Regions from separate parts of the Homo sapiens genome. Here all the other regions are linked to region 1. The links are chromatin loops, found by intact Hi-C in ENCODE. Cell type or tissue: HCT116. All regions are shown on one strand. Links, peaks and the distances in the headings refer to the core of each region. The heading gives the core; the rest is flanking DNA.

The links. Peaks named below come from ENCODE experiments on the same cell type or tissue, not always from the same donor. Only the 100,000 strongest peaks of a DNase experiment are listed, where the experiment ranks them.
Region 2: a loop joins it to region 1, with 5 times the contacts of the local background. A loop is called at or near these places in 7 of 110 quality-filtered maps.
Region 3: a loop joins it to region 1, with 2.8 times the contacts of the local background. A loop is called at or near these places in 6 of 110 quality-filtered maps.

The regions. Positions count from the first base shown.
Region 1 is chr2:223,794,559-223,802,166 of GRCh38, forward strand. The region is part of intron 1 of AP1S3 (adaptor related protein complex 1 subunit sigma 3); the gene reads right to left. Among named protein-coding and RNA genes, the nearest start is that of AP1S3, 39 kb to the right of the region's middle. RefSeq lists an enhancer at 3,514-3,563. In HCT116, for the core only: a CTCF peak has its summit at 3,765 (motif pointing left); DNase peaks (open chromatin) are centred at 2,753 and 3,748; H3K27ac peaks cover 5,000 bases.
Region 2 is chr2:223,302,545-223,310,152 of GRCh38, forward strand. No RefSeq gene overlaps it. Among named protein-coding and RNA genes, the nearest start is that of KCNE4, 250 kb to the left of the region's middle. In HCT116, for the core only: a CTCF peak has its summit at 4,049 (motif pointing right); a DNase peak (open chromatin) is centred at 4,057.
Region 3 is chr2:223,609,101-223,616,708 of GRCh38, forward strand. No RefSeq gene overlaps it. Among named protein-coding and RNA genes, the nearest start is that of SCG2, 11 kb to the left of the region's middle. RefSeq lists an enhancer at 3,951-4,245. In HCT116, for the core only: no CTCF peak of the experiment used is centred there; a DNase peak (open chromatin) is centred at 4,121; H3K4me3 peaks cover 1,106 bases; H3K27ac peaks cover 2,061 bases.

The sequences.
Region 1 (7,608 bases), core at 1,386-6,385:
ACAGTTCTCTGGTAAGAAGTATCTAATAGCATCTGCAAACCGAGAGACCCAGCTGCCCTCTTCTTTCTGCTAGATCAATTATAAAAATGTTACACACGACTTGTCGGAGCACTCATTCCTCCAGGGCTCCATGGTTTACCTTTGAATGTCAGGATGAGCCCTTAAAACAATTATCCTGACGTCCTTCCTCTAAGCGCATCTGAAAGCCACAAGACTATCTTTCCAAGGCTACTCCCTCTCAACCCCTCTCCCTTGCGTCTGAACCCCCATCCGAGGGGCTTTCTGAAAAGTGGAAAGGAGGGACGTTCACTGTTTCTTCAGCAGCATGGCATATTCACCTTCTCAAAGGACTCCAGCCAAATCCAGTTCCCTCTTCCAGAAGCCAAGCTGCCTTCTCCCTAAAAAGGCCATCTGCAGGCCAGGCGCAGTGGCTCACGCCCATAATCCCAACACTTCCAAGGTGGGCGGATAACCTGAGGTCAGGAGTTGGAGACCAGGCTGACCAATATGGAGAAACCCCATCTCTACTACAAATACAAAATTAGCCGGGCGTGGTGGCACATGCCTGTAATCCCAGCTACTCAGGAGGCTGAGGCAGGAGAATTGCTTGAACCCAGGAGGTAGAGGTTGCGATGAGCCGAGATTGAGGCACTGCACTCCAGCCTGGGCAACAAGAGAGAAACTCCATCTCAAAAATTAAAAAAAAATTTTAAAAATTTATAAAGGCCATCTGCTGAAGCCTTTTGTAATGTATCCTTAGTATAGATTTTACCAGCATGCTCTGGGTAGAAATAAGATTTGCCAGACGGAAGTTTCCCAGACACTTTTTACACATGTTCTTAGGATGAAGATTCACTGACATCTGCCAGTCTTCTAATTTAGCGACCCTTTGAAACAAATGTTACATTCCACAAATTTAAATGTTAGCTTTTTCAAGCTTGCTGCATGCCATCCAGCCAAAATGGTGTAACTCAATCACTGTTCCGGATTTCATCCAGGGCCTGCTGGGCATTTATCACTAGGCCAGGCAGAAGGGGCCAGGAGGCGCCAGGAGGCAGTGGAATAGCTTGATTGTTAAGTGGGAAAACTTTGGTAATCAGTAGCTTGAGAGCTTGTATTTAAATCCCGGCTCTGTCATTTATGAGCTAAGTCGATGTGAAAAAGTTACCTGATCTTTGTAGTCTCCTTATCAACAAAATAGGAAAAACAATGATAAGGACCTCAGTGATGCTGGGAGAACAAAATGATATTACATATGTCAACCTCTATAGTGTAGAGTCCAGCAAAGAATGAGCATTCAGTAAATGTCTGTAATCATTAATAAATTACCCAGGCCAGTCACGGTGGCTCACGCCTGTAATCCCAGCACTTTGGGTGGCCGAGGTGGGCAGATCACCTGAGGTCAAGAGATCGAGATCAGCCTGGCCAACATGGCGAAAGCCCTTCTCTACTAAAAATACAAAAATTAGCCAGACGCGGTGGCAGGCATCTGTAATCCCAGCTACTCGGGAGGCTGAGGCAGGAGAATCGCTTGAACCCAGGAGGTGGAGGATGCAGTGAGCCAAGATCGCATCATTGCACTCCAGCCTGGGCAACACAGAGAGACTCCATCTCAAAAAAATTAATTAATATAAAATAAATTATCCAGGGGCCAGCCCCTCACATTTATACTCCCATTTATCTTCATCAAGGCAGGCAAAAACAATCTCTGCTTCCCCATTCAGAATCATCCCATTACTACCCCATTATTTATTTCACTAACAGTTTCCATGTTCTGATGGGAAGAGCCTCTGACAGCCATTTCACAGGTACCCCAGAAGGACATTCTTGGGAAACAACAAACTATTTGCTGTCTAGCTGACTTACTTACCTTGTCTCCTTAATCGCCTGGTCTCATCAGTCACCTTTCCATTATTATTATTTAAATAATAAGTTTATCCCAGAAACAGCAGGGATATACTTAGAGATGAGTAATCTGGAGTTCCTTTCTTTTTCTCTTGACCACTGACCAATGGTCTTCTGATCATGTATTTATTCAAGTTCCCTGTAAGGTGTTTACTTCAGGGTTCCCCATTTTTTCACTTATGGGTGTGTATTCTTCTAGCATCCTTTTTCTTTTCTCGAGATGGAGTTTCATTCTTGTCACCTAGGCTAGAGTGCAGTGGCGCAATCTCAGCTCACTGCATCCTCCACGTCCTAGGTTCAAGCGATTCTCCCGCCTCAGCCTCCCAAGCAGCTGGGATTACAGGTGCCCGCCACTGCGCCCAGCTAATTTTTGTAGTTTTAGTAGAAACTGGGCTTCACCACGTTGGCCAGGCTGATCTTGAACTCCTGACCTCAGGTGATCCACCGACCTCGGCCTCCCAAAGTGCTGGGATTACAGGCATGAGCCACGGCGCCTGGCCCTCTAACGACTTTTTCTATCATTGAGTGGCAGCAGCAGAATTTTGAATTTTGAGTTTTCACCTTCCCTGCTGATTCCTTAATTGTACTGCATTACTCCTCTAAGGTGAATCACTTTCACTCTTTTCCCACCAGTTTCTACGCACAGTCATAGCACCAGTTAGTGGGGATCGGAAGGCAGGTGTGGCCTGAACCAACTTCCCTCGTCTCTCTCTCCAGACCTCATGTCTTCATATCCAAATGCCTTTCACAGGCTTGGCAGAGGCAGGTAACATATTAAATAAGGGTAAAGATCAGCATCATACAATAGGGGGTGGAGGAGAGAGCAGCAACTATGAATCACAAGCTCCAACGAAAGCCGCAGCCACAGCTCTGCCATAGTCAAGTGTGGCCAAGAAAAACATGTCAATCACTGTTGCTAAGTCTTCAGATTTTTTTCCCAAAAGCCTGAAATCTGGATGATTAGGTGAAATATTGGAGTTGTCTTAACGTTGTCAATTAATAATAATAAAACCTTGTTCAGGCTGACACAGCTCACGCCTGTAATCCCAGCACTTTGGGAGGCTGAGGCAGGTGGGTCACCTGAGATCAGGAGTTCGAGACCAGCCTGGCCAACATGGCACAACCCCGTTTCTACTAAAAATACAAAAATTAGCCGGCCATGGTTATAGGCAGGTGCCTACAATCTCAACTACCTGGGAGGCTGAGGCAGAAGAATCACTTGAACCCGGGGGGCAGGGGTTGCAGTGAGCTGAGATCGTACCTCTTCACTCCAGCCTGGGCCAAAGAGCAAAACTCCGTCTCAAAAAAATAAATAAAATAAAATAAAATAAAACCTTGTTCAAGCTAAACAAAGCACACTGTGTGTGGATGTGGTCTGCAAGCTCTGTTTGGCTGCAGGCCTCATTTGAGGCTGCTGAATCAGATGATAGCTGGAGTCCCTCATCGCACTAACACTCTACAGCTTTGCTTGGCTCAAGAGATTTCTCCTTTCTGTGGCTTCTGAGACTACCTATTTGAGGAAGTGGTCCTCTGACCCAAGAACCTCGCTTCTATATCTCAGCCGAATATTACTGTCAAATCTATTCTGAGGTCAAAGTCTCTCATTTACATATATACATCAAATGTCATAGGTTTTTTTTCCCCTCAAGATTGCCAGCTCAGGTTTCCATGATAAATGAGAGGAAAATTTACATAAAAAATTTAAATCTCCACAATCTCAGAATGTCATTTTTGGCCTGCTGTCAATCTCAGAATCTCAGGTAGGCCTGTCATGTCAGCCTTTTTCCTGAAATAAAATGTTGAAAAGACACTGGCCAACATATTTCAATTATTTTCCTAATCCTTGCACACCATCTGGTGGCAGAACTAGCTACTGTGAAATGTTCAGGGAAAGGCAAATTAAGTGGATCTGAGGGGGCAGAACAGAGCTAGGAAGAACAGGATAAGAGGAACAACAATAAGGGGAAAAAAATGGAATAACACAGAAACAAACTGTTGACATGTATTAAGTCCATGCCAGCTACAAGTAACCTGCAGAATAAAAGGTTAACTGCTATGAATTATTAAGTAGCCACTTACGTGAAATGTGAACATTCTCTCTATAAAGACAATTCCTCATAAAATTGTCTGTCTGTTATCCATCCACCTGTATGGCACAGTAAAATTTAATGGAAGAAAAGAAGGAAGGAAGGATAGACAGGTAGTTACACTGAAAGGACAGAATAATCCACTTGCTATGAATTGAATTGTGTCCCCTAAATTCATATGTTACAGTCCTAACCCCCCAGTACTTCAGAATTCAACTTTATTTGGACATAGATGTTGCAGCTGGGTGCAGTGGCTCATGCCTATAATCCTAGCACTTTGGGAGGCCAAGGTGGGCAGATCACCTGAGGTCCGGAGTTTGAGACCAGCCTGGCCAACGTGGTGCAGCCCCATCTCTACTAAAAATACAAAAATTAGCTGGGTGTGGTAGCTGGTACCTGTAATCTCACCTACTCAGGAGGCTGAGACAGGAGAATCACTTGAACCCAGGAGGCGGAGGTTGCATGGAGCGAGATTGCGCCACTGCACTCCAGCCTGGGCAACAAGAGTGAAACTCCATTTCAAAATAAAAAGAGAGAGAGGGAGATAAGAAATAGACATTGCAGATGTAACTTGTTAAGATGAGGTCATACTAGAGTAGGGTGGGCCCCTAGTTCATTGTCACTGGTGGACTCATATAAAAGGGAAATTCGGGCCTAGACACACACACACACACACACACACACACACACACACACACACAAACACCACATGAAGGTGAAGGCAGAGATTGGGGTAATGCAACTGAAGCAAAGGTGCACCAAAGACTGCCCTTAAACCACCGCAAGCCAGGAGAAAGGCAAGCAACCCATTCTCTCTTGAGAGTTCCTAGAAGAAACCATTCTTGCCAGGCTTCTAGCCTCCAGAACTATGAGATGATAAATGTCAGTGTTTAGGCCACCCAGCTCATGGTACTTCCTTATGGCAGCTTAGCAAAGCAATCCACCATATATCTCTGGCTTTGAATTTTATGCCTTTTATTTTTAATCTCAAAAATCATCACTGTTGTTTTCTATCTCATTACAATTCCATATTATAAAACCAGATCATCTACATTCCAAAGATAAAGTCAGCAGATTCCATTCAACTTAGCAAATATTTATTTAGTAGCTACCACAGTGAGGTATTTAAAATGAAATAATAACTCATTCCTAGACTCACAAAATTCTAGCATTAGAAAGGACAATAAAGCTGATTAGGTACAACACTTCTCATCCTAAAACTGAAGAAATCTTCTCATGAACCTAGGTGAAAAAAATCTTCAACAAAATATTAGCAATTCAAATCCAATAATATATAAATAGAATTACACACTACAAGCAAGTGGGATTTATCCCAGAATGCAAAGCCAGATCAGCATTCAAAAATCAATTAATGTATGGCCAGGTGTGGTGGCTCACACCTGTAATCCCAGCACTTCCCGAAGTGGGGCAAGGAGGGCGGATCACTTGAGGTCAGGAGTTCGAGACCAGCCTGATCAATGTGGCAAAACCCCATCTCTACTATAAATACGAAAATTAGCCAGGCATGGTGGCACACACCTCTAATCCCAGCTACTCGGGATGCTGAGACAAATGAATTGCTTCAACCCAGGAGGCGGAGGCTGCAGTGAGCTGAGATCGTACCACTGCACTCCAGCCTGGGCAACAAAGCGAGATTGCGTCTAAAAAAAAAAAAAAAAGAAAAAAAATCAATCAATGTAGTCCAAGTATGATGGCTCATATCTGTAATCCCAGAGCTTCAGGAGGCTGAGGCAAAAGGATCACTTGAGGTCAGGAGTTTGAGACCAGCCTGAGCAACATATCGAGAACCCATCCTTACAGAAAATAAATAAATAGCCAGGCATGGTGACGCACACTTGTAGTACTACATACTCAGGAGGCTGAGGTGGGAGGGTCACTTAAGCCTGAGTTCAAGGCTGCAATGAGCTATGATCAGGCCACTGCACTTCAGTCTGGTGACAGAGCAAGACCCTGTCTCTTTAAAAAAAAAATCAATTAATATAATTTATCACACCAACAGGCTAAAAAAGAAAAATCACATGATTATATCAACAGATACAGAAAAAGCATTTGAGAAAACTGAACATCAATTCATGATAAAACTTCTTAGCAAACTAGGAAGAGAGAGGAATGCCCCCAACTTGATAAAGAACATTTACAAAAAACTACAATTAACATTATACTTAATGATGATATACTAGAAGCTTTCCCTTTCAGGTCAGGAACAAGGCAGGGATGAACTCTCTCATTACTGCTTTTCAATATCATACTAGTCCTAGCTAATGCAATAGGACAAGAAAGGGAAATAAAAGTATACAAATAGGGAAGAAAGAAAACTGAAGAAATCAAGGCCCAGAGACCTGGTGATTATACCTTCAGTGGTACAGTTTGAGGCAGAATTAAGATGATCTCCACATTCCCAGCCCAAGGCTATTTGCACTTAGCATCTGACACTTTTTCTCATCCACCAAAGCTAAAACCCCTACTGTTCATTTTTTCCAGTTATGCAAATAATTATAACCAGAGAAGTCTTTTGCTAATACCAGAGACCTATGTATAACAGTCGATGGTTGACATATGTAGGGCATGCGTCAGACACCATGGAAGAAGCACATTACACACAGTACTTCATTTAATCTTCCTCATAACCATGAGAAGTAGATACTATTATTATTCCCACTTGATAAGGACTCTAGGGCTTAAAAAAGTTAAGTACCTTGTTCCAGATCGACGAGCTAGAAGGTTTCAGAGCTGGGCTTTGATTCCAGAGCCCATTCTCTTAACAGCAATGCAACATTGCCTCCTTGAGCAGAAAGCAAAGAGATATACGCTGGCACCAGTTAGACTGGCCTTGCCCACTTTTAAAGTCACTATGATATTGAACCACCCATATAATGAGAAGGTAGCTCTCTTTTTTCTTTTTTTGAGACAGTGCCTCACTCTATTGTCCAGGCTGGAGTGCAGTGGCGCTGCAATCTCCACCTGCTGGGATCAAGCAATTCTCGTGCCTCAGCCTCCCGTGTAGCTGGGATTACAGGCACCCACCAACAAGCCTGGCTAATTTTTGTATTTTCAGTAGAGTGGGGTTTCACCATGTTGGCCAGGCTGGTCTCGAACTCCTGACTCCAAGTGGTCTGCCCGCCTCGGCCTCCCAAAGTGCTGGGATTACAGGCGTGAGCCACTGCACCCGGCCCATGAGAGAGTAACACTTAAAGCTCCCTCTGCCCCATCTAATACTAACGGTTTCTGTGACCACCATAAAAACAAGCAGAGAGGCCAAAAGGCCTAGGCTTACAGAGACTAAGAAGAAATAAAAATTCAACTGACGACAATAATGACACTAGTACTGAGTCATTCTGTGTCACTAGTATTACATTTATCACAGAAGTGACAATAAAATAGGTAGAAAAAGCTCTAAGTAAAGTTTTTGAACTGTCAACATTTTGCAAAAGATATCTGAGGCCATCTAACTAGTTTAGCTTGATCAAACGTGGGCTCTTATCTCTTCCTAGAGAGTGATGAGGAACTTAGAAAAGATTGTTTGTATATCTCTACTGAGGGTCTGGAACGTTATTGAGAGGAGGAGCCATTACTTCCTTTGAGATTTTAAGATAAC
Region 2 (7,608 bases), core at 1,299-6,298, 490 kb before region 1:
TCAGCTGCCACCACAGCTACAATAAAGCAGGCAGAAGAAGATGGGAGAAGCCAACTTGATGCGTCTTCAGGCCTTCATCTTTCTCCTGTGCTGGATGCCTCCTGTCTTTGAACATCAGACTCCAAGTTCTTCAGCTTTTGGACTTTTGAACTTACACCAGTGGTTTGTCTGGGGCTCTTGGGCCTTTGGCTACAGACTGAAGGCCGCACTGTTGGCTTCCCTACTTTTGAGGTTTTGGGACTCGCACTGGCTGCCTTGCTCCTCAGCTTGCAGACAGCCTATCATGCAACTTCACCTTGTGATGGTGTGAGTCAATACTCCTTAATAAACTGCACTTCATATATACATCTATCCTATTAGTTCTGTTTCTCTAAAGAACCCTGACTAATATAATCCCTATCACCTACAAAAGTGTCTGCCACTTCTGGTGTTTAGGTCATGTTGTTTCATTGAATATAATAGGGTCACTTTAAAAATTGTAAATGCATGTATATTATGAAATAATGTTTGTATTAAGTACTATTAATACCACTAGAAAAAACAAAAACAACACTGAAAATACTGAACCTATTCCTTCTGAGGAAGTGACAATGTAGTTATAAAATGTGCCACAGTAGTATTACCTACCTACATGTTGATTTGGTAGGGTTCTCTGGATAATCTTCCTTTTTGAAATGTAGATTTCCAAGAAAAAGCTACTGTGGACTGAGAGTTTATTCCTTTAGTCACCAGGTTGTCTCCTAACTTCCATAGAGCTTGTAAACTTATGTTATCAGGAATGTGGTAGAACTTTACTACAGTGCAGTAATTGAAATATCAATGAAAATATCATAACTGAATTGTAATGGTGTAATTGGTTATGGTGAGGTAAAATGGAAGGGTCATTGGGTTTCTTGGCTTATATGTGTGTAGCCACCCTTGATAAGTGCTAAGCTTACACTCAGTTATCCCATAAAGGGAAGAAAAGCGGGTTCATTCCTGAGGCAGCAGCCTGGGGTTATAGGGCCTAAGTTTAGTCTATGACATTGCTCCTACCTTTGCTGAACACACAAGCAGCTGGAGTAATACCAAGAAGCCTCCATTTCTCTCCATGATCCTGAATATTTCGTGCCTGGAGTGGTGAGAATTATAATTCCGCTGCTCCCCAAATTCTGGGGTGGCAGAAGTAGCCTTAGGAGACTGTCCTCTTTTGTTCTCTTATGTTGTATCTATTTATTCTCTGTAATGAAGGGCTCACTTAAAGGGAAAAGATTACCCTTAAATGTACCTTTAGAACTGGGAAACTAGTTTTGAACTTGATTAAAACATGTGTATTCTGTTTTACAGTTTTCACACCAGTTGTCCAATTGGATCCTCATAGGAACTCAATAATATAAGCAGAAAGGTGTGAAAATAAATTTAGAGTGAATTTATAAGTAACTCACAATTCTCTTTCTCTAATAATGGCACTTCTACTCTAAAGGGAAAGCTATGTCTGAAGCATGCTTTAGAAGTTTCATCTGGAGACCCAAAGCAGAGAACAATAGTACCAAGCTAATTTCCACATTCTAAAATACAGTGCCAGGTCACCAGTGAAGCATTATCAAGGGGGTAGCCTGAAACTGGTTCTGCAACTCCCATATTTTAGCCCCAGGTATTATTTTCTTAAAATGAAGAACTTATTTAGGGGGGAGATTAATGGTGGAAACCCCTTTGAAGAGAGTTCTTATTGAAACACTCTCTGCTCCCCAGATGAAGGGCACACTTATGGAACCACTTGGAGAAACAGGTGTGTCTCCAGGGCTAGATACAAGGACAGCTGCTTGACTTCATCTTCAGATGTCTGAGCATGAGAGGCTAGCTGGAACTGCTTTGATAGCAGAGCATGTAGGAAGGGATTCTCTGGGTGTAAATTAAGTTGCACATATGCATTAGTTCATTTTCTGTTGCTTATAACAGAATATCTAAAACTGAGTAATTTATTTTTAAAAAGGAATTTATTTCTTACACGTGTGAAGGCTGAGAAGTCCAAGGTTGTGTGGGGCACATCTGTTGAGGACCTGCTTACTGGTGGAGACTCTCTGCAGAGTCCCAAGGTGGTACAGGGCATCATATGGCAAGGGAGCAGAGCGTGCTTCTCAAGTGTCTTTTCATTTTTCTGTAAAGCCACGAGTCCCACTTCCATGACAATCCAATTATCCATTAATCTATGAATGGATTAATCCATTCATGAGGGCAGAGCCTTCATGACCCAATCACCTCATAAAGTTCTCCCTTTTTAATACTGTCACATTGGGGATTTAAATGTCAACATCGTTTTAAAGGGACAAATATTTAAACCACAGCAACATGTATCAGTGGCAAGCTAAGAATGTAGGATTTTCCTTCAAACCAATGGATCAATGATAATAGCAGGACTGTAATTATCTTAAAGGAGCCTCCACCTAAGAGGCTATGATGATTGATTTTATGTGTCAACTTGACTGGGCCACAGGGTGCCCAGACATTTGGTCAAACATTATTCTTGATGTATCTGTGAAAGTGTTACCATTTGATTTTGTAGACTGAGTAAAGAAGATGTCCCTCCCCAGTGTGAGTGGGCTTCATCCAACCAGTTGAAGACCCAAATAGAACAAAAACGCTAAATAAGAGGGAACTCCTTCAGCCTAACTGCTGGAATTGGACATTGGTGTTTGCTTGCCTTTAGACTCAAACTGAAAAATTGGCTCTTCTTGGGTCTTGAGCCTGCCAGTCTTCTAACTGAATCTTACACCATTTGCTCTGCTGACTGCAGGTCTTGGAACTTAGCCTCCATAATCATGTGAGACAATTCCTTACAATAAAGCCATCTATCTGTCTATTATCTATCTATCTATCTATCTATCTATCTATCTATCTATCTATCTATCTATTCACCCACCCACATATATATCTCCTACTCTGGAGAACCCTGACTAATACAGAGGCCTATCTAGATGGCTGCACTGCTGGGAACCAGGGTTTGAGGGAGAGACTATAGATAGTTCCTGTGCTGGGGTAGTTTTCCTGTGAGGTTGGATCATCAAAGAACCCAAAAAGCACTCTTTGAGAGTAGACACCTACCACTTCCAAAGTCAGATTGTAATGTCAAGAAGATTCTTCTCTTTCCCACTAATTCTTCTTCACCTCTGCAGCTGACTAAGGAGGAACAAGAAACAGCAGCTAAAGGACAAGAAAGTAAGGGAAGATAGGAAGAGAGAATGGAGAAATTTTAAATTAGAAGTGAGTTTTAGAGTTTGATATTAAATTACACTGAACATTTTAATATCTGTAAGTCATCAGAAAAGACATGAAATTTTCTCCAGTTTTCTCCCAGGTGGGAAGCAATGATTCATGGAGTGGGATTAAGGCAGCAGTGGTGAGATAGAATAAAATTGCTTTCTGCTTGTAGCTTTGAAGTACAATTTAACACCATGGTTACATTTTTATTGCATGAAGCTGTTCCTTTGACTCAAATGACTGAACGAATGAAAAATGGATCACAACTTGAATGGATGGCAATTAAATTTTGCATCCTACTAATTTATATTTGGTATAAAGATGGCATTCTTGACTAGTTCCTTGAGTAAAAGAGAAGCAGAGAAGTGGTTCTGCAGAGGGAAAAGATTGCAGCAGATCAGTGTAGAGAAGCACAGTTGAGACACAAAGATGAAGACTTGTCTTCTGATGGCTTCAAGTTCCTGTTTTCAGCCTTAAACTGATATTGGTTCATGAGATACTGTATCCTTCCAGTAAATGCATCTTTTTTTTTTCCTTAAACTTGTTGATTTGTTACCTATTACTTGTAACCAAGAGATATGCTACCAATACAGACAGGTACTACTCTCATTTTACAGATAATCTGAATAAGCTCTGTATTAGTCCATTCTCATGCTGCTATAAAGAACTGCCTGAGAATGGGTAATTTATAAAAGAAAGAGGTTTAATTGGCTCGCAATGCCGCATGGCTGGGGGGAGGCCTCAGGAAACTTACAATCATGGTGAAAGGGGAGGCAAACACATCCTTCTCCACATGGTGGCAGCAAGGAGAAGTGCTGCGTAAAGGGGGAAAACCCACTGTAAAACCATCAGATCTCAGAGAGCTCACTCACTATCACCAAAACAGCATGAGGATAACTGACCCCATGATTCAATTATCTCCCTCCAGGTCCCTCCCCCCACACTTGGAGATTATGCTAACTACAAATCAGGATGAGATTTGGGTGGGGACACAGCCAACCCATATCAGAATCAAAGAGAGCAGAATTACCTGTGGATACATAGTAGAAATGATATATTCAGAAACTAGAGAGCAGTCATTATGATGCTACTAAAACTTGTCAGGCTATATTGTAGATACTGATGATATAACAATGAACAAAATAAAATTTGTGTAGAGTGTGAGAGAGAGAATGATGTCTTTAAGATCTGGGGCTTGAACCAGTGAGTGAATGAATATGCCAACTACTGAGATGGGGAATGCTGAGACGGAATGGGATTTTTGGGGGTGGACAATCAGGAACTCTGCTTTTGTCAAGTTGATTTTAAGATGTTTATTAGATGTTCAAGTGGAGATGGATATGAGTTAGTTACAGAGAGTGTTTGGAGTTGAAATTAGCTGATTGGGAGAATCTTGATAATATTTAAAGCCATGCAACTGGATAAAATTATGTAGAGAATGACTAAAGACAGAGAAGAAGTTTCTAAGGCACCCCAACAGGTGGAAATTAAGAAAATGAGTAAGATCTAGCAAAGGAGACTCAGGGAGTACACACAGTGAGGTGGAAAGAAACCCAGAAACTAAGTAAAGATAGGAGATACAGATGAACTGTATCAGTGACTAAATGGCTGCTTCTAGGTGAAATAAAGTAAAAACCAGAAAACTGACCATTGGATTTGGTGGTGTGGGTGTCATTAGTAAACTTGACAGGAGTAATTTCAGTGACAACACATGCAAAGTTGGGTGAGAAATTACAAACTGTAATTTGTCTTTTCATACACTTCTATCTTGGAACTATTGAGATCGAGGAACTAAATTGGATGTCTTGATTACTGAAATTATGTTCCAAGACCTGTCTGACCAAATGTTTTTATATCAAGCCATATAAAGTTCTAGATCTCTGATATAAACATTGTTATTGTGTTTAAATAAACAAAGAGATTGATCATAAATATTTATGAGATTGTAATAGGCATAGAAAAAATTATTTACCAGAAACAAAAGGTTTCTTACTAGCACTGAGAAGGAAGAGCGTCTTTTTTTGGACTCCCGCATTTCCCTTATATAAACTCGGGTTTTCAACTGTCCTCTGACACATATAATTGTCTGGCCAAGCCTGAGAGCAGTGGGGATAAATCTTTGATTAGAGATGGTTCAAAGAGAAGTGAAGGAGAATGGTGCCATCATATAGACTTTTTTTGAGAAATTTTTGTTATGAAAGGGAGCAGAGATTCGGTCCAGTAATTAAAGGAAATTTTCAGGTCATGGAAGTTGTTTTTAAGATGGAAGATATTACAATAATCTTTGTGTGAGGATGGACATGATGCACTAGAAAGAGAAATATTGATGGATGGGTACAGTGCTTGCCTTGGCCCCACAAAGCCTATCATAGGAGCTCTTCCAATGGATATCAGCTATGTATCTGGCCTAAATCCAACTGACCTGCAGCAAACCACATCAATAGATTCCAAGGATGTTGGAACGTGATGCTGCTATTGAGCGAGTTCAGTGCAGCCATCTGCCCAGACTTCAGGAATTAACCTGAAAATACCTTGTATTTTCATTTTTATTGATTAATATTTTAATTAAGAATAAATTAATTATCCAATAGTAGCTCGTATTAAAGAGCCATGCTCCATCACTTTGTGTCTCTTTAATACAAGCTACTACTAGAAAATTAGTGTATTATTTTTAGTTTGGTGATTAACTACAGTAGATCATCAAAGGTCTCCTTTTCTTAGGAATCTGAAATAATCATTATGCTTATGAGATAAGTGTGTATGAGAGTGATTTGAAACAGTTTTGGTAGTCACATTACAAAAGACTGATATGTCAGTCCTTCGACACATATTTTCTTTCTAGTGTTCCTTCTCCAGCCTAAAATTAGTTCATGTTTTATATACCAAGAATTATAGCATGGAAAATGCCAATATTAACTAAGCTAGAATTTGGTTTTATTGGTGAACTAATCCTAAACCACTCCATGTTCTAGATAATCTTGGTCTTCAGAAACTCTATATTGATATGAGACCAAATCCCTTACGTGGCTTTTCATGTCCCGATTCAGTGATCTCTAGTTGGCTACCTTCAGTTTTTTTTTCTTTTTTTGAGATGGAGTCTCACTCTGTCGCCCAGACTATAGTGCAGTGGTGCAATCTCAGCTCACTGCAACCTCTGCCTCCCGGGTTCAAGCAATTCTCTGTCTCAGCCTCCTGAGTAGCTAGGATTACAGGTGCCCACCACCACGCCTGGCTAATTTTTGTATTTTTAGTAGAAACGGGGTTTCACCATCTTGGCCAGACTGGTCTTGAACTCCTGACCTTGTGATCCACCTGCCTGGGCCTCCCAAAGTGCTGGGATTACAGGTGTGAGCCATTGCGCCCAGACTACCTTCAGGTTTATATTCTTGTAGAAAAAAAGTTGAATAGGAATGGATTTAGAAGGCATGTATCTGGCTGGGCATGGTGGCTCATGCCTGTAATCCCAGCACTTCTGGAGGCTGAGGCGGGTGGATCACCTGAGGTCAGGAGTTCAAGACCAGCCTGGCCAACATGGTGAAACCCCGTCTCTACTAAAAATACAAAAATTAGCCAGGTGCGGTGGTGGGCGCCTGTAATCCCAGCTACTCAGGAGGCTGAGGCAGGAGAATTGCTTGAACCCAGGAGGCGGAGGTTGCAGTGAGCCAAGATCGCGCCATTGCTTTCCAGTCTGGGCCACAGAGTGAGACTCCGTTTAAAAAAAAGAAAAGAAGGTATATACCTTCCCATTTTCATAAATCCCACCATTTTCTATTATGTCATCTTTGGCTGTGTCATGTAGTTGTGGTTCCTGTTTAGTCCACATAGGCATTTGATTTCATGACCTTTGCATAAAATGAAATAATCTACCGAGGTTTGCATTTTTCCTAGCAGGAAAAAACATTCTATTCAGATAATTCAACTGAAGAGAATACATTCAGGTATTACTTAAGACATGAGGGTAAGAATAAACGACTGAAAAAAAGAATGATTAAGTGCTCAGAGGCTGGAAACAGAGGGAGGCCGTTACCATCCATAGGCCTGAGGGCCAAGAGGAGCAAATAGTATCCCCAGAGCCCAGAAGGTGTGAGAGCTGTGGAGGAGGGAACCACAGTGCTGAAATGGGGTCGGGGTACTCAATTCCCCTTTTCTCTGCTTTAAGATCTCCCTCCTATTGGGAGTCACACCTAGCCAGAAGCCAGTCCAACAAGGGAACACCAATGCAGCTCATAACGGTGAGCTGCTTGGGACCCAGAGGTTACAAATGGGGAAAAACAAGTCTGAATGAAACACAAGCTTAAGACACATGCTCACAGATATTCACAGGTGTGTGTGTGTGGAAGACCACTGGACAACTTTGCCATTGAGAATAAT
Region 3 (7,608 bases), core at 1,299-6,298, 190 kb before region 1:
ATTCCATCTTTGGGCAAATTTATTCTCAAGTTTTGTGGGTATTTCCCCCCTTGTATTGGGCTGAAATATGACCCCCTGTGGCTTCACCATGGATCTGAGTTCTGCCCTGGAAGGCTATGTGGAGCAAGTCTTGGTCCTATTTTCTGTCACCAGAATCAGGCCTCACCAGCCAGTTTGCTTTTTCTAAATGAAACAGTTCTGTTAAATTTTCTTCGTAATTCATGGTGCTGGACCTCAGCTCCAAAGCACAGTCTTTGGCCTAATTCAATGTAAGACTTGAAAACAGCATCTAGCTCAGAGTGGATATCCTTCATCCCAGTCCCCTTGCCTAGAAAGTTCTCCCCAACCCCTCCAAGCCGCCCGCTTTTGCCCAGTCAACATCTTGCTTCTGAGGAAGCTCATTTCTCTGAGTTTCCTGACTCGGCCAATTCTCTCTAGAATATTCTCTCATGGAACCAAATATTTCTCTTGGTTAGTACTTAGTATAGTTGTAATATATTATAGCATTTTTATTTGTGGGATTCTTAGATTACTCTCTTCCCAAATGACTTTAATGTATTTGAGGACATAAAGAAGTCTGGGACATAAGTCCATTGTACCCAAAACCCAGCCAAACCAATGCTTAAAAATAGTAACATCTACAGGCCTGAGTTTCAGCACACACACACACACACACACACACACACATACAAATAATAATAATAATAATAATATCTAAAAATAAGCATATCAAGATCCAAACTGACCACATTTCCTTCCAATCCCTTACCTCCTTCTCAAAGTTCTCTCTTAACTAATTCTAATCTTGTCCCTCCAGTTCAGTCATGGAACTATTATCTCCTTGGCTTATTCTTGTACTTTCTCCCTCTCCACTGCCTCACCCCTTTATTTCCCCAGCCTTTGCCAATTCTTCCCAGTTGCCCCTTTCTGGTTTATCCATTTTCATAGCCTGTTAGCATTCTCTTACGTTTGGCCATTCAAAATCTCTCCCCAGCCTTTCAAGTGTCTATCACTAATCTTTCATACATGCCTTTCTATTGCAGGAAGTTAGGTGTTGGCACCTTAAGGGAAATAATACCTACTTCTAATTTGAACTAGCACTCAGGAACTACTGCTGACTGAATAACTAATGGGAAATGACAATGGGAAAAAATGAACGACAATGGGAAAAAAAAGCAGTCAATATCTATTAAATGCCTAAGTACAAGCCAAGGGGCTCCATCCTTTAAACACCATAGCAAATTATCTTTCAACATTTTTCCATCGTGAGCCTCCCCTGCTCAACTGGTGCCAGCTGGATTAACTTTCCATAGTTCAAGGTCTTCCACCGATTTTTTTTATGCTCCCTCATACTTCTGCATTCCCACCCTCCCTAGATTTTTTGCTGGTCCTATAATCTTCTCAACCAGAAGATATACTTAATCTTCTCAGCCCATCTTCATCTGCATCATTCTCCTTGCCTTGAAAATGTTCTTCCCCTCTTCCCCACCATTTTGATTCTTTTAAAAAGTTTTACTTGAGACTGGGTATGGTGGCCTATACCTGTGATCCCAATGCTTTGGGAGGCTAAAGTGGGAGGATTGTTTGAGGCCAGGAGTTCAAGAACAGCCTGGGCAACATAGTAATACTCCATTCCTCCATCTCTACAAATTTTTTTTTAATTAGCTGGGTGTAGTGCGGCATGCCTGTAAGCCCATGTACCACCACCTGAGAGGCTGAGGCAGCAGGATCACTTGAGCCCAAGAGTTCAAGATAGCAGTGAGCCATGATCATGCCACTGCCACTGCACTCCAGCCTCTCTCCAAAAAAAAGAAAAAAAGAAAGAAAAGAAAAGAAAAACAAAGTTTTATTTGATGTATCTTCTCAGTAAAACTTTCCTTAATTAACCCGTACCCCCTTGCATGCAGTTACCCCATTATTAGAGCACAGATTTTTAACCTGAAGTCCGTTGAAACCTATGAGATTAAATGCAAGTGTTTATGTACATGTGATCATGTGCTTTTTGTTGCAGGAAGCTCCAGGACTGTAAAGAGGTTCTCAAGTGAATCTATGACCTTGAGATTTTGTTGTAGCTCTTAGTAATGGTTACCAAATATTTCTGGCTCTCCTTCCTCCTGGGCTTATGATAGAATTGCACCGCCTGAACTCTTGTGATTGGGTGGCACCATGTGACAAGTTCTAGCCAATAAGCTTAGAGTCGAATGACATGTCCCAGAGCACTTTCCCTCACCACAGAGGCAGGCAAGTTTTGAGGTGGTGGTTGCTCACATAGCTTGCTCTGTGATTGGCTGCAATGTGCAGAGTTACCTTCCAGACCTTTCATGAACAGGTAAAGTGAGAAAATAAAGAAATAAAGTTGTTTAAGCAATTGATTTTGAGAAATTGTTATCACACATAACCTAGCCCAGCTTGACTGATATAACTATTGAACATGACTGGTTTGGAATATTGCTATAGCATGAATATTGACAGACTTTTAGTTATAATCTTACCCAAAGAAAGGAGATAAGACCAGTTGACAGTGAGAAGCTTGTCCTGCTTTCTCCTGGGTGCTCCTGTACTCCAAGGGGCCAATCAGATGCATGTTTCCCAGCATATGAAAAGCATATCCATAACACTATTGGAATGTTTTTGCCAGGCATAGATATGGCATTAAGTAGCATTAAGTTCTATAGTTGTCTGAAATGTATTCCTTGTGCAATTCTCCTAGTTACACAAAAAAGAAACTATCAGAGGCTAGCGTGAACACCTTTCTGATGCTTGAAAATCCTCCTTTTTGGCCTTAGACTCTGAGCTTTCTGCAGGCTGCAGGATCTAACCAGAAATTCATTAACATCTTTATGGTTGTATTGAACTTAGGGTTTGAATTTCTTTCCATTTATATAGGCAATAAAATTTTCAAGTTGATGCAGTGATATAAACCTTCTTTGATTTAGGCTTAACAAGAGGTTCAATATTCAAAAAAATTAAGTAAATAGTAGCACAAATAATGCTTAGAGATAACAAAGTAATACTTCAAATGACTAATTTTTTTGGGGGGGAGAAATTTTGTATTATCTTGTAGTTCAATCTTGGGTGAGGCCTAATTCCCATTTTGGAGTCCAAAACTCTTGATTGTGTATTCTCACCTCTCTCTTCTTCCTGTCTCCAAGGGTTCTCAAGATTCATTGAGCAGGCAGGGCACTGTGGCTCACACCTATAATCCTAGCAGTTTGGGAGGCTGAAGCAGGAGATCACTTGAGCTTAGGAGTTGAAGACCAGCCCAGGCAACATAGAGAGACCCCATTTCTACAAAAAATTTTTAAAAATTAGCCAGATATGATGGCACACAACTGTAGTCCCAGCTACTCGGGAGGCTGAAGTGGGAGAACCATTTGAGCCAGGAAGTTGAGGCTGCAGTAAACTGTGATTATGCCACTGAACTCCAGCCTGGGCAACAGAGTGAGACCCTGTCTCAAAAAAAAAAAAAAAAAATTCAGTGACCAAAAACGTTGTGCGTGTGTGTGTGTTTTAACACTTTAGTTCCACAGCAAAACTTGCCTCAGAACATATTCAATAGGCAGGAGTTATGTACAGCAGAAGGTAGAAAACTGGGCTTGGGTCTGCTGTGTGACCTTAGGCAAATTACTTAACCTCCCTGGGCCTCGGTTTGTTCATTTGTCAAATGAGGGTAACATTACCTAGGCTGAGGCCTCAGAGAGTTGCTGCAAGGATTCAATTATATAATAGTTGTAGAAACGCGTTGGAAGGTCTGAGGCACTCTGCAGTTGCCTTCCCTGATTATTATTCAGCTCCCAGTCCCTGGGAATTCACTGAAACAGGGCTTGCCATGCCTGAATTTTAACATTGTAACCAACCTTAAAACATAATAATTTCCTTTTTACTGATGTGATTAGAATTGATTGCTGGACGCCATCGCAAACCGAGTCATTTGCAGCCTCTCCTCCATTAGACTGAAAAAGAAAAGAAACGCAAGTGTTTGCGTAACTGCTAGAAGCCTGTTTCTCTGTCAAGCCGGCGGAGGTGGAGTTTCTTCTGGGAGTCTGCTTCTGGCTCCCTTGACTTCAGCAGGGCTTGGCGTCAGACGGAAGGATTTTAAGTCAAAACACACACGGCTACAGGGAATACGATGAGTCATGTTCCGCCGGGGCTGAGCCGCTCCGGGGAATCAGCAGCAGAAATGAATGAGAGTGAACGCCTCCTCCAGGCCTGAGCCACCGCCTCCTCAGCCCAAGGCCAGGTTCACGGTTTTAATCATCAGTGTCTCCGCACAGCCCCGCATGGAGGGGCACGGCGGGAGCAGTTTGCACATTACACATTCACAGAGGCGCAGCCGTTCATTACAGTCATCCTCGGGCTCTGCCCTAATGAGACTCAGGAACAAGGCTTTAAATGTCATGATGCTTTTGTGTCTTTTCCTGATGGGAGAACTACACGATGCTGGTGATGCAGCCGGTTTCGGAGGAACCAGGGCGGGGGCCTCAGACGCAAACCCCGACATGACGACTATCTCCAAGGCCCCCAGACCTCTTGGCTACTAAGCCAGTTAGAGGGTTCTGAGTGAATGTGCCCCTTCAGATTCCCTTTGGGGTATTTATTTCCGGACCTAAACCCTAACATCTCTAAACTGTCTGCGTCTGTCTGGCTAGCATCCACCAGCTGAAGTAGGACTTGGGTCTTTTAACAACAACAAGGAGATTAAAATCCTGTGGTTTTTTTCCTACAATGGTGAATCCCTTTCTTCTAAACTCGGCTTCATTACTCTTTATCTTAGCCAAAAGTCAAGAATCATCCACGTATTAAAAGAGACAGAGAGTCAGTTAATGGGCACATTCTGGTGCCAAACCAGGTGCCTGGGTTTGCACCTGCCTCTTCCTCTTCCTAGCTGTGGAGCCTCAAGCTATTTATTTATTGTCTTTGTTCTTCTGCTCTCTCTCCTCTATAAAATGGAAATCATAATAGCAGTTACCTCATAGGGTTTTGTGTGACTTCAATCAGAACAATAAGCATTCGATAAATATAGTGCTATTATCATTATGACATATTTATTGACCTTTTATTTTCACCAAGACTTGCATCAGGCACTGACAACACAAAGCAAATAAAATTCAAGGGCTGTTCATGTGGAGCCTAGTGAGGAAAATATCTATACCCATTGCATAGGCTGTTTTGCATTACTATAAAGGAAGACCTGAGACTGTGTAATTTATAAAGAAAAGAGGTTTAATTGTCTCCCGCTTCTGCAGGCTGTGCAAGCATGGCACCAACATCTGCTTAGCTTCTGGTGAGGACCTCAGGAAGCTTACAGTCCCAGTGGAAGGTGAAATAAGAGCAGGCATGTCACACGGCAGGAGTGGCAGCAGGTTTGTGTGGGCAGACTTTTAAATAACCGGGTCTCACATGAACTGAGGGAGAACTCACTTATTACCAAGGGGCTGGTACTAAACCATTCATAAGGGATCCATCTCTATGATCCAGTCCTCCTGGCCTCACTTCCAACATTGGGGATTACACCACAACATGAGATTTGGAGGGGACAAACATCTAAACCATATCACACATCATAGCAGGCTGTGATAAATGGGAAGACAAGGGACCAGTGGCTGGAGAGAGACCATGATTAGTGTTGCATAGGAGGGCTGGAGATTTTAGATAGCAGGGAACCTTTGAACTTGAGTGTCTAAAATGGATGGAAGCTGGCCAGGAAAAGATTGGAAGCAGCTGAGTGTGGTGGCTCATGCCTGTAATTCCAGCACTTTTGGAGACCGAGGCAAGAAGATTCCTTGAGCTGAGGAGTTCAAAACCAGCCTGGGCATCATGTAGAGACCCCATCTCTACAAAAATTAATAATAATAAAAATTAACCAGACATGGCAGCATGCACCTCTAGTCTCTGCTACTCAGGAGGCTGAGGCAGGAGGATCGCTTGAACCCAGAAGATTGAGGCTGCAGTGAGCCATGTTCACAGCACTGCACTCCAGCCTGCAGCCTGGGCAATGGAGCGAGATCCTGTCTCAAAGAAAAACAAAGAAAGAATAGAAGCATTTGCTTCATCTCAATCTCTCAGCAAGTCTGCAGCTTTACGCAGAGCTTTCTTCAGTTGTCCGAAGAGAAGAGCAGGCTGCTCCCGGACCCTGAACGTGACCCACAGGGTATGTGGGTGTTTTAGAGCCTTATCTCTGTGTCTGGAGCCTGTCCCCACACCTGTGCTGCTCTAGAAGACACTACATGCTCCAGGGGTTTACTATGTCTCTTGCACCCAAAGATAACAAATCAAGTCAAAGAAGGGGTCTTCTTTTTTTTAAGACAGAGAGAGAGAGAGAGAAAGGGACCAAACAGATACTTGCCAGAGGCCAAGACATTCTATGTTTTTAGGATATTCCTGATCTTGGGGCTTTGGAATTAAGTTCTCATAGCTCTCATCAAGTAGTCACAATAGGACACTCAGCTAATGACTTTTCAGGATTTCTTGGATGTGGAAAGATAAAGTGGCAAAACGAAGGGTATGTGATCATGAGAATAGCTAATGTTTATTAAGTTGACTATATGTCACACCGTTTACAATTACTATATCTTTACACTCAACCTATTGGGAATATTACATGTTGAACTATGTTAACTTGCCATTTTTAGATTTAGAAAATGATCGAATATAGCAAGTTCATGTGGTTCAAGCTAATATCATTACCATTCTGTTGATGAGGAAACTGAAGCTTAGAGAGGGTCATGAATAGATGCAAGTGACCTGTGGTCAGATGATCTAGATTTGATTTCTGGTGACACCACTTAATAATAGTTTCTACCCTCATAAGGATGTTGGGGGGTGGTGGCTGTTAAATAGGATACTTTAATAAATAAGGGCCTAGCACATTTTGAGATTGCAACATTCTTTTTTCTATACCAACTAACCCTTGATCAAAGGAGAGGAAAAAATAAGTAGACTAATCCCCATTCCTAGGCAGTCAGAGGGTTAGGGGTGGGCGCTGGGCCTCCTGGTATCCTGCATTGACTACCAGGCCTGGTCCTGTTGTCCCCAGTTCCCAAGATCTAGTAAGAGAGAAGCATTTAAATGATCACTCTGAAAAGGAGGATTCAGTGATGAGTAGAACATAGAGCAGTGACTGGGTTTGAAATCAGGAAACTGGGGACAGAGGTCCTTTGTTGAGTTTCTGGAGACTTGGGATGACACTCTCAGTTTTGCTTAAAGGGACCACTAAGAAGGCAACAAAAACTACTGGGGTGGAGCATAAGAAAAACAGATACAAAAGAGAAACTGTCAAGAGTACCCATTGGTTATATCACTGATCACCATTTCCCAGGAGCCATGGAAATGGGAAGGCTTCCCAAGAGGCCCTCAAAAAGCTTCCTCTACTGCTGCCTTCTCTTTGCTACCCTGGGGCTAGCTATAAAGGAGAGCCAGGCACCAGGTTAGCGGTGCTACACAGATACAGGAAATCTCAACCCCTCATCGGTATTAAGATTACGGCTTCCCCTCATAGTCTCACTCTTTTATTCTACTCAAAACCATGATTAGTTGAGTGAAATAAATTTAAACTTGAGAATTTGGCAATCATCTTTTAAATAAGTGGCATCCCCACTGAACAAAACT